2 separate regions of the Homo sapiens genome follow, and region 2 is linked to region 1. Evidence: read pairs that join two places in POLR2A ChIA-PET (ENCODE). Cell type or tissue: MCF 10A. All regions are shown on one strand. Links, peaks and the distances in the headings refer to the core of each region. The heading gives the core; the rest is flanking DNA. Region 1 has its middle 74 kb from the start of VMA21. Region 2 has its middle 48 kb from the start of GPR50-AS1.

Region 1 (5,389 bases), core at 157-5,156:
TTTCCATACAATTTCAAAGGTGTATTTCTAATTGCCTTGTGCCTTTCCATGGTAACTAAAACCACAAGCTGGAAACTGGGAATTTATGAATGGCACTGGCTCAGGTTACAACAAATCAAGCTTCTAAGATCAGTTTGAAAAATGTCCTGTTTTGGTGTGTAGCTGCAAAATGTATGTCACCGTTTTCTAATTTTTAAAAGTTTCAATAACATTTATTTTTTACATTGTAAAAGTAACTTATGCTCATTATACAACATTTGAAAAACACAGAAACATAGAACCAAAAAAACGGTAGTTTCATCTGTCAAAAGCAACCACAGTTGTTAACACTTTGTTCTATTTCCTAAATAGAACAAAGGTGTCATTGTGTCATTATTTTTAAATATTTTTTGTGCCTTTTTTTTTTTTTTTTTTTTTTTTTTTGGTGACAAAATCTTGCTCTGCTGCCCAGGCTGCAGTGCAATGGCACGATCTCAGCTCACTGCAACCTCTGCCTCCTGGGTTCAAGGGATTCTCCTCTCTCAGCCTCCCGAGTAGCTGGGATTACAGGCACCATGCCCAACTAATTTTTGTATTTTTTTTTTTTTTAGTAGAGATGGGGTTTCACCATGTTGGTCAGGCTGGTCTTGAACTCCTGACGTCAGGTGATCCATCTGCCTTGGCCTCCCTAACTGCTGGAATTATAGGTGTGAGCCACCGAGATGGAACGTGAGTCACTATTTTTAAAAATCCATAACAAATCCACAAAGCTGTAAGCTCTGTGAGGTAGAAACCATGTCTTATGCATCTAGAATACTGCATGGTATAAAAGGGAACTCCATAAATGTCTATCAGAGAATAAAGCTTGGTTTATATATTTGGGTTTGCAATTCATGATGGTATTTTTACCATAGTATTAAAATACTATTGATACTTTATGCATGTTCATGTCAAGTTTGTATAGTGCACCATGTGGAGATGGTCTCAGAGAGGGGGCTATCCTACCTTCTGAGCAGGGCTGGGAAAGCACCAGGGCAGTTGTTATCACCACTGTGTCTGCAGCCTCTTCTTTGTACTCTCATCGCATCCTGTGCTTCTCTGTTTAGAACTCTCATCATGTTTCACAGTTGCTTTTTCACTGTCTGCCTTTTCAAATTGTGAGCCCCATGAGAGCAGGTATTTTTGTCTGTCCTGGTCACTGCTGTATCCCCAACACCTAGTTTAGTGCCTGGCATATAGTAGGCACTTGATAAATATTTGTTGATTGATGGAATGAAGACAATAACAATTCCTGAAATTAAAGATCTTGCTGTCTAGCAGGGAGGATAAAATCAGTTTCCTGATAACTAACACAAGGAAGACTCCTATCTCTTCTCTCACTGCTCTTTTAGGATGTCTCATGAAGTTGGCTGTGTAGGCTCCTTTTGTTTTCCCTGTATTGTGGCTGGGGGAGGTCAAAGTGCAGAGATGTAACAAGACTGATGGATGGCAGAGAAGGGACTACAGTTTGGTTTCTCTGACTCCTGATTCAATGCTCTTTCTACAACATCTCATTGATGACCTTCTACTTCAGAAAGGTTTTTTTTTTTTTTTTTTTCTATGACTCTCTGAAACAATGTTGTTTGGTTAGAGACTAGAATTGGGAAGATCTTTGATGTCAAATATTTGTCTGTGATTTGTTACTTCGGTAAAAATGGTGTGTGGTCACCTCAAGGAGGATAAACTCAGGATCTCTTAATAGATTAGGCAGTTTGAAACTCCCGTCTTCACAGGTTCCAGTCCACTCTGAGGGAGGCCTCCAGTGAACTTGGAAATAGCTTTCTTCTTCCCAGAAATAACCTCAGATATCTGTTAAGGGGATAGGTGGATGGATTAATGGATGAAAGAAAATGTCCCTCAGGAAGGGGAATATAATGTTATTCAGAACACCTAGATGCTTTTTCATCAGTTCACTTATGTGATAGTTCAAGTCTTTCACATGTAGCTGCCCCCGAAGATTCTGTTTTACAGAAAAGATTAAAATAAAATAGGACTTAAGCATCTTTTCTTTTTCTAATACTGTAATGCCTTCTTATAGTGGACATGTTCTCCACTGTTGAATGCGTGTTTAATCAGAATGTAAATTTTAAATGGCCTCTCCTTTCCTCCAGTTACCATGTCATCATTTTTTAGCAAGTCTCACTTTGTTTTAGATTTAAGCTTCCCTTTTTCTTACATTGGCTGTTATTTTCCTATTAATGATACTTTTCTACTTTATTTTTTTAACTTTTATTTTAAGATCTGAAGTACATGTGCAGGATGTGCAGCCAGGTATGGTTGAGTTGTTTTGTGATTGCTTTAATAAATGTACCTAAAAGTATTGCACAAGAAAAAGAGAAAATGTTCTTCAGTGCAGGAGCAAGAAGGTGTTGTTGAGACATTTATATCATTCTAATCTGCTTGCAGACACAAGCTTGCTCTCTCCAAATCTCTGCCATGGGCATGATAAAACTTGTTTTAAAGAGGTTGTAGTATGATGATAATCCAAGCTTACTGGGCCAGTGCCAATGGAAGAAGACAGGCAAGTGGTACAATAGAATTAACAAGGCAGGAGGGTTCATTGTGTGCTCAGGTAAGGTTAAGTAGACAGTTTGGGACAGCTTAGTGGTGCAGAAGAAACATTGATCATTCAAGTCTTCCAGCCAACATTTTTGAGAATCTACTATACACCAAGTCCTATGTAAAAGTCTAAGAATACAGAGATGACTAAGTAAGCCACAACCCTTGCCCTCAAGTTGTTCCCAGTCTAACAGCTCTACCTAAAAGAGTCAAGACCATCTTCCTAGAGGAGGGGATACTTGAGCTGAGTCTTGAAGGTTGGAGAAGAATTTGCCTGGAGGCTAAGTTGAGAAGGAAGAAAGAAAAGCATTTATGAAAGAGGGAAAGGCAAAGCTTGTTCAGAAACATGGAGATATGAAATGGTGTGGTGCTTTTAGGGACTGCAAGTAGTCTACTGTGCACATGGAATCAAGAACATGAAAAGGAATGTGATGTACACTGAATTAGGATACTGGCATTATATATAAAAGGAGATGGATAATCATGAGAAATATTAGGATTAAGAATACACAGGACTTGGTGGCCAATGGGATGAATAAAGCAGTAGAAATCAAGGATCAATCCTGGGTCTCTGACTTAGGCAAATGAGGTGGAATGTCATTAACCATGATAGCAAATATAAGAGAAGTAGATATGAGCTGAGATGAGGCTAGAAAGTTAGACAAAGGCCTATTTGGGGAAGGCTGTGTTAACACTAGCAAGGCTAGAACAGGAAAGGTCTTGAAAGTCAGGTTATAGGGAAATCTAAAGAATTTTAATCAGGAGAGTGATATTATCATATTACAATTTGGAATGTTCACTCTGACTGCTGTGTCAAAGTGGAATCCACAAAGCAGGTAATGATGTGAAGGGAATGGAAGAGTCAAGGATGGCTCCCAAGTTTCTGGCTTGAGCACCTGAGTAGATGGAGGAATCATGCACTGATATTGAGAAGACAAGAAAAAGGCAGATTGAAAAGTGAAAATGTTGAGCTACCTTTTGGATATGTTGAGTTTAGGAAGCCATGGTGCGTCTAAGTAGAAATTCCAGGTGGTGATTGGCTTTATGGGTCTGGATCTCAGGATAGAGGAGTTTCGCATAGATTCACTGCATAGATGGAGTGGCAGATGCCATGGGAAATCACCCATGATCAGAGAAAAGAGAGTCAAGAACTAAGAAACAAATATTTAGGAAGAAATGTATGAACTTATAAAAGACTGACAAAAAGTTGGAGGAAAACAGAAACATGATTTCATGGAGACAAATGAAGAAATAGTTGTTTCAAGAGTAAGGAAGTAATCAAGAATATAAAATGCTACAAAAATTAAGGCCTGAAATGTGTCCATTTGACTTTTTTTTTTTTTAGTTGGGAGCTATAAATGAGAATAATTTTAGCAGAATAGTGAGGTAAGATCCTGATTACAATGGGTTAGAAAGCAAATTAAGAACACACAATTAGAATATATAATTTTAAAATATACTATTTACAATGGCAACTGAAAATATAAGATTCTTAGACAGATATCTATGAAAGTGCATGCAAAATCTTTATAAATAAAGTTCTAAAATGTAGTTTAAAAATCATAAAACGAGACTTAAGTAATGGTAAGATATAAATATAATTTTTAAACATAATATTTACAATAGCAACCAAAATTATAAGATTCTTAGACAAAAATCTATGACAGTGCATGCAAAATCTTTATAAATAAAGTTCTAAAACATTGTTTAAAAATCATAAAAGGAGACCTAAATAATGGTAAGATATACTATGCTTATGGATGCAAAAAACTAAATATCATAAAGATGTCAATTCTCCAGATTATTCTACATGTGCGACGTACTTTCAGTCAAAATCTTAACTTTTTGTGGTACTTGATGAGCTGATTTAAAAAATTTATACAGAAAATCAAAGGGCCAAAAATAACCAGCAAAATCTTAACAAGTAAAACAAGGTAAGGGGTTTTCTCTACTACATATCAAGTCTTATTCTAAAACAATGAACATTATGACAATGTGGTATTGCATAGGGATAGGCAAACAGATCAATGAAACAGTACAATGAACTCAGACACATACCACACATTTATGGAAATTATATATAAAAGAGATGTATGAAAAACAGTGAGGAAGCCGGGCGCGGTGTCTCCCACCTGTAATCCCAGCACTTTGGGAAGCCAAGGCAGGTGGATCACCTGAGGTCGGGAGTTCAAGACCAGCCTGACCAACACGGAGAAACTCCATCTCTACCAAAAATACAAAATTAGCCGGGTGTGGTGGTTCATACCTGTAATCCCAGCTACTCGGGAGGCTGAGGCAGGAGAATTGCTTGAACCTTGGAGGCAGAGGTTGGGGTGGGCGGAGATCATGCCATTGCACTCTAGCCTGGGCAACAAGAGTAGAACTCCACCTCAAAAAAAGAAACAAAAACAGTGAGGAAAAGAAAAACTGTTCAATAAATGGCAAGGGAAAATTAGGTATTCACATAATGACAAATAAAAATATAAATAATAGGTATTTATTCTTACCTTAAACCATATGCAAGAAGTAATCCCAAGTGGGCTACAGTGCTAAAGTGAAAATCAAATTTTAAACTTTTACAAGAAAGTATAGGGAAATGTCATTATGGCCTTAGATTAAGGAAGGGATTCTTAACCAAGTCACAAAAAACACAAACCATTAAAAAGACTGATAAATTTTGCCTTTCTAAAATGTAAAATATCTACTCAATAAAAGACACCATAAAAAGAGTGAAAAGAAAAGCCACAAACAAGAAGATACATATAATGCATATAACTTATAAAATATTAATATCCAGAATTAACAAAGAATT
Region 2 (5,389 bases), core at 94-5,093, 98 kb after region 1:
GGCTGCTCTTAGAGACATTTCAGTGTCTTTAAGTAATTGTCTTTGGGTGTATCATCCAGGTTCTATTATTGCTATCTGTGGGAGGGTTTACATGACTACTTCACTTGTTTGACATTACCATCCCTAGGTCATTTAGGGCCGACGAAACAGAGACCTACGGGGCTCTCAATTAAAAACATAGGAGTGGGGAGAGGCGCTGCCGCCACGGCGGCCAAGCGAGCGCAGTCGGGGCGGGCGGCGGGAAGAAGCGGCGGGCCCGAGCTGGGAGGCAGCAGGGAGAGCCCACCCACCACCTTCCCTTCCCTCCTCGATGTGAGCGGGGGCGTCCCGGACTCCGCAGCTGCCAGAGGAGGGAGAGCCGGGGCCGTCGCTTCCGAGTTGGGGCTGAGCAGCCCTCGGCGAGAGCGCGCCAAGACCGCCGCAGCTGCTAGCTGAGTTAAACCCACCCACAGTCATGGCCGAGGCCTTACCCAGGACCCTGGGGGAGTTGCAGCTGTATACAATATTACAAAAAGCCAATCTGCTTTCTTATTTTGATGCCTTTATCCAACAAGGTGGTGATGATGTCCAGCAACTCTGTGAAGCAGGAAAAGAGGAGTTTTTGGAAATCATGGCACTCGTGGGCATGGCTAGCAAGCCGCTTCATGTTAGAAGGCTACAGAAGGCTTTAAGAGACTGGGTCACAAACCCTGGGCTTTTCAATCGGCCGCTGACTTCCCTTCCTGTCAGTAACATACCGATCTATAAATTACCAGAGGGATCACTGACATAGCTGGAAATATCCTGCAGTAGTTATGAAAGGAGTAGCAATGCCTGGGAACCTCATTTTAAAATCCCCAATTTTACCACCCAACTTTTTTACCACCCAATTTACCACCCAATTTCCCCAATTTTGCCACCACCTGTGTGCAGAGCTTGGGACAGGGGAAGTCAGATGTGGTCGGGAGCCTAGCACTGCAGAGTGCTGGTGAGTCCAGACTCTGGCAAGGCCACCATGCCACCAAGAGCGAGCACAGCCTCTCCCCAGCAGACCTGGGCTCCCACACGTCCCCAAAGGAGAGCAGCGAGGCACTGGATGCTGCTGCTGTGCTCTCTGTGGCAGAGTGTGTGGAGCGGATGGCCCCCACACTGCCGAAAAGTGACTTGAACGAAGTGAAAAAGCTGCTAAAAACCAACAAGACGTTGGCCAAAATGCTTGGTCACATCTTTGAGATGAACGATAATGATCCACGCAAAGAGGAGGAAATTTGGAAATACAGTGAATATATGGCAGATTTGACTCAAAGAGGAAGGATGGAAAACATCTCATGCTTCATGAGCTCACTGTTAATGAAGCGGCTGCTCAACTCTGTGTGAAGGATAATGCTCTTTGCCTTGGCTAGGCAGGTTTCTCGAGAAGTCACCTATAAATATACTTACAGAACCACCAAGTCAAAATGTGAAGAAAGAGATGAATTATCCTTGTAGAGGATTAAAGTGGAGGATGGGTTTCCAGATTTCCAGGATTCTGTGCAAACGCTCTTCCAGCTGGCTAGAGCTAAGAGTGAAGAACTCGCAGCCCTTAGTTCACAGCAGCCCGAAAAGGTGATGGCAAAGCAGATGGAGTTCCTCTGCAACCAAGCTGGCTGTGAGAGACTGCAGCATGCCGAGAGGAGGCTGTCTGCAGGGCTTTACAGGGAGAGCTCAGAAGAGCACAGTCCTAAAGGCTTGACTTCCGATAACTCAGATGGACAAGGAGAAACACCTTTGAATCTCCGAATGCCTAATTTACAGAACAGACAACCCCATCATATTGTGGTGGATGGGGAGCTGAGCAGACTTTATCCCAGTGAGGCAAAGTCCCACTCATCAGAGAGCCTTGGGATTTTAAAAGACCAGCCTCACTCAGCTTTTACCTTAGAAAAGAAAGTCATCAAAACAGACCCTGAAGATTCAAGATAGCTGTGATTCTCTCACCGTTCTCTGGAAATGGCATCAGATTTAAGGATAATACTCCATCATATAAATAAGCCTTAATAACCAGTGTTGCCTCATTCAGCTCAAACAGATTTCATAGCCAAAGCAAAAGGACTGTTACAGTAGCCTGCAGAAACCAGGAAGATAAAACAACAGCCACAAAAGAGAAAATCAAAAGAGTGTTGCAATCTATAACAGTAACATTGATTCATTCACATTCCTGTGTTGAGTCATTCTATATGGAAAGGCTTACAAATCAATATTGTAAGCATTCATTATTTAAGAATGTACAATGCATTTGTGTAATTTATAGAAGTAAAATCTAGATGTTCAGACCTGTTTGGTTCAATAGATGTGGATACAGCTTATTTTACTTGAAATTTTGTTGTCTACTGTGTGTGTTTAACGTAAATATATGTCAGAGTTTAGAATCTTTGCCTGCAGTCGTGAAAAAGAAAGCTTAAATGATGTAGTTGTTGGCAAGATTGCAATGATTATGGAAAAATAGAAAGCAAATACTCAGTTTAAGCCAAGGAAAATATCATGGATTTAATATTTGATAAAACTGATTTTGTTTAACAGGAAATGTGTAGCATTCACTCATATAATATCTGGTTATCAGCGCACGTTTACACAATAAATACCTGAGTGGAGGAAAGTTAAAAAGATGAGCAATAGAGTAGAAAATATCTCTTAAACTAGTTGACCTAGTTTGTATTAACAGCTACTTAAAATGTATCAAAGATAGGCAGCTATTACGTAGACAGATAAATTGAAATAAGTGGACCCATGTATAAAAGCTTTGACTTAAACATTGATATTTCAGAACGTGTTAAATAGATTAAGACATAGTAAGTTAACCCTACATGTTATAAAGATGGTGACTGTTAACAAAGGCTATAACAGATTAAGTACTGTTTATATCTAGAAAGTCTTCTCTATGTAGAGAAGTCAGAGAGACTAGATGCTTTCACTAGGGAATGTCTTCCCACCCAGCCATCACAAGTGTGGACAATCACTGCATCCACATTTGTAGGCATATTTTTATGGAAGTTTAGTTGACACCTATATTCATTATTTATTTTATGATTTCATTTTTCTACACCTTTGAGATTTGTGAATGCAGTTTTTTCTTAAAATTCATTTTTAACTTGACAGTACATTTTTAATTCCCCCAATTTAATTAATGGACTGCGTGCATATATATGGGAGTGTGCTTACATGTTTATAATGTACTCGCATACTTATGAGAATTTCACATTGGAATTCATAATGGTAAAAAATCAAATACACCTGCCAATATACGTTTTTTCTGTTGGTTTAAGAGAAGATGGCCGGGCTCAGTGGCTCGCGCCTGTAATCCCAGCACTCTGGGAGGCCGAGGCCGGTGGATCACCTGAGATCGGGAGTTCGAAACCAGCCTGACCAGCGTGGGGAGACCCCGTCTCTACTAAAAACACAAAGTTAGCCAGGTGTGGTGGCACATGCCTATGGTCCCAGCTACCTGGGAGGCAGAGGCAGGAGAATTGCTTGAATCCGGGAGGCAGAGGTTGTGGTGAGCCGAGATTGCGCCATTGCACTCCAGCCTGGGCAACAAGAGGGAAACTCCGTCTCAAAAAAAAAAAAAAAAAAAAAATCTGACAGCTTCACCTACTTCCTACAGATTCATCTAAACCCAGATATTGCTGAGAAGAGTGTATTGACTTAGAATATGTATTTTTTGTTTTTAGTTCTGCTGTAGATCATAAGTGTGTAAAAAATATTAAGTCATAATCTGTTACACTAAAATTCGTCAGCCAAATGTTGGATGAGATGTCTGCACTGTAATCTCAGATCACTGTCACGTATATAAATTGCTTCTTCATTTTAATTTGTAGAAGAACTTTACAGTAGGAAACACCAGTAAACAACTTTTATACTGTTAAAAGGCTTTTTTTCCCTTCCTAAATGCTTTAATTGTACCATAGTGTTTTGCTCACTGAAGAAGCTTCTTATGGACCTTGCAACTTTGTTGCTAGCTTGAGGGTGATTATTGTGGTTGTATTGTTCACTGTGTGTAGAAATAGTATGAGTATGATTTCAATAGACTGTTCAGTTTTTAACATTAGCCATAGCACTGGTTAGTATCTCAGTAGTTTCATGAAACATTTCCCGTATTAGAATCTATTTTGAAACATTTATTTGTGTGTGTGTGTGTCTTAGGGTCAAGTTTGTAAATTTTAATAAGCCACAATTTTAAAAGATGCAGTAATCTTCCAACTTCCAATATTTATCCATTCCTCGTGGATCCACAAATTGCATCTTTAAATTCATGATACCTTTCCTTAAGTATCATATGTTTCCGGTTGTTCAAGCTTAGTGATGAGGTGCAAGCACAAGAGAAATTTCAGTAGAATACAGTTTTTATTTTGTAAACACTAATGTATTAAACTTGTTATACATTAAAGCAAATAATATATATTTTATTTGAATTGTATATATGAGTTGGATGTTGTAACTAGTTGACTTTTTCATTTTGTTAGAGGTATTTTCGCTGAACAAGGTCAATTGGTTACCTAAGTATTAGGGCCAATATAGTCCAAGGGACCATTTCTCCCTGAGTCTCTTACACTTTATTGTGCGATGTCCATGTTTTTTGTTGTTGTTGTTGCTGTTGTTTTTTGTTTTGTTTTGTTTTGAGATGGAGTCTCACTCTGTCACCCAGGCTGGAGTGCAGTGGCACGATCTCGGCTCACTGCAAGCTCTGCCTCCCGGGTTCACGCCATTCTCCTGCCTCAGCCTCCCGAGGAGCTGGGACTACAGGCGCCCGCCACCACGCCCGGCTAATTTTTTGTATTTTTAGCGGGGACGGGGTTTCACCGTGTTAGCCAGGCTGGTCTTGATCTCCTGACCTCGTGATCCACCCACCTTGGCCTCCCAAAGTGCTGGGATTACAGGTGTGAGCCACCGCACCTGGCCGATGTCCACGTTTTTATGACTCTTCAAGCTGTTGGTGAGGTGGGACGAGTGCACTTGCTTCCTGTTCCTTTGGCAATAAAGATTTTCTGTGCCTCCCCCCACAAAAAAAAACAAGCATAGGAGGACCATCCCCAAGTAAGAGGGATGCACCAGAGTTTGGTTAAGTTTTATTAAAACTTCAGCTGAGTCCAAAGCACTAAGGTGATCAACACTTCACTCTATCAGACTAAGAGAGGAAATAGGACAATTATATGGTTCTTTTATACATTAGACATAAGAAGAAGTAGAATGACATGTAACCTATAATCAAGAAAAAAGCAGACAATGCAAGCAGACTCAACATTGCATGAAAGATACAAGCCTTCTCCTGTATTTTCAGACAAAAAAAAAGTTTGATTCATGAAAAAGTGAAGATTACTGGAAATGGAACATATGAAAGCAAACATAAAATTCATTTATGTCTTCATTTGTGACT

Evidence for each region. Peaks named below come from ENCODE experiments on the same cell type or tissue, not always from the same donor. Only the 100,000 strongest peaks of a DNase experiment are listed, where the experiment ranks them.
Region 2: POLR2A ChIA-PET joins it to region 1 with 5 read pairs; 2 of 35 experiments call an interaction of 5 or more read pairs at or near these places.

The regions. Positions count from the first base shown.
Region 1 is chrX:151,320,346-151,325,734 of GRCh38, reverse strand. No RefSeq gene overlaps it. Among named protein-coding and RNA genes, the nearest start is that of VMA21, 74 kb to the left of the region's middle. In MCF 10A, for the core only: no CTCF peak of the experiment used is centred there; a DNase peak (open chromatin) is centred at 2,484.
Region 2 is chrX:151,222,781-151,228,169 of GRCh38, reverse strand. It overlaps the pseudogene NAB1P1. Among named protein-coding and RNA genes, the nearest start is that of GPR50-AS1, 48 kb to the right of the region's middle. In MCF 10A, for the core only: no CTCF peak of the experiment used is centred there; a DNase peak (open chromatin) is centred at 2,119.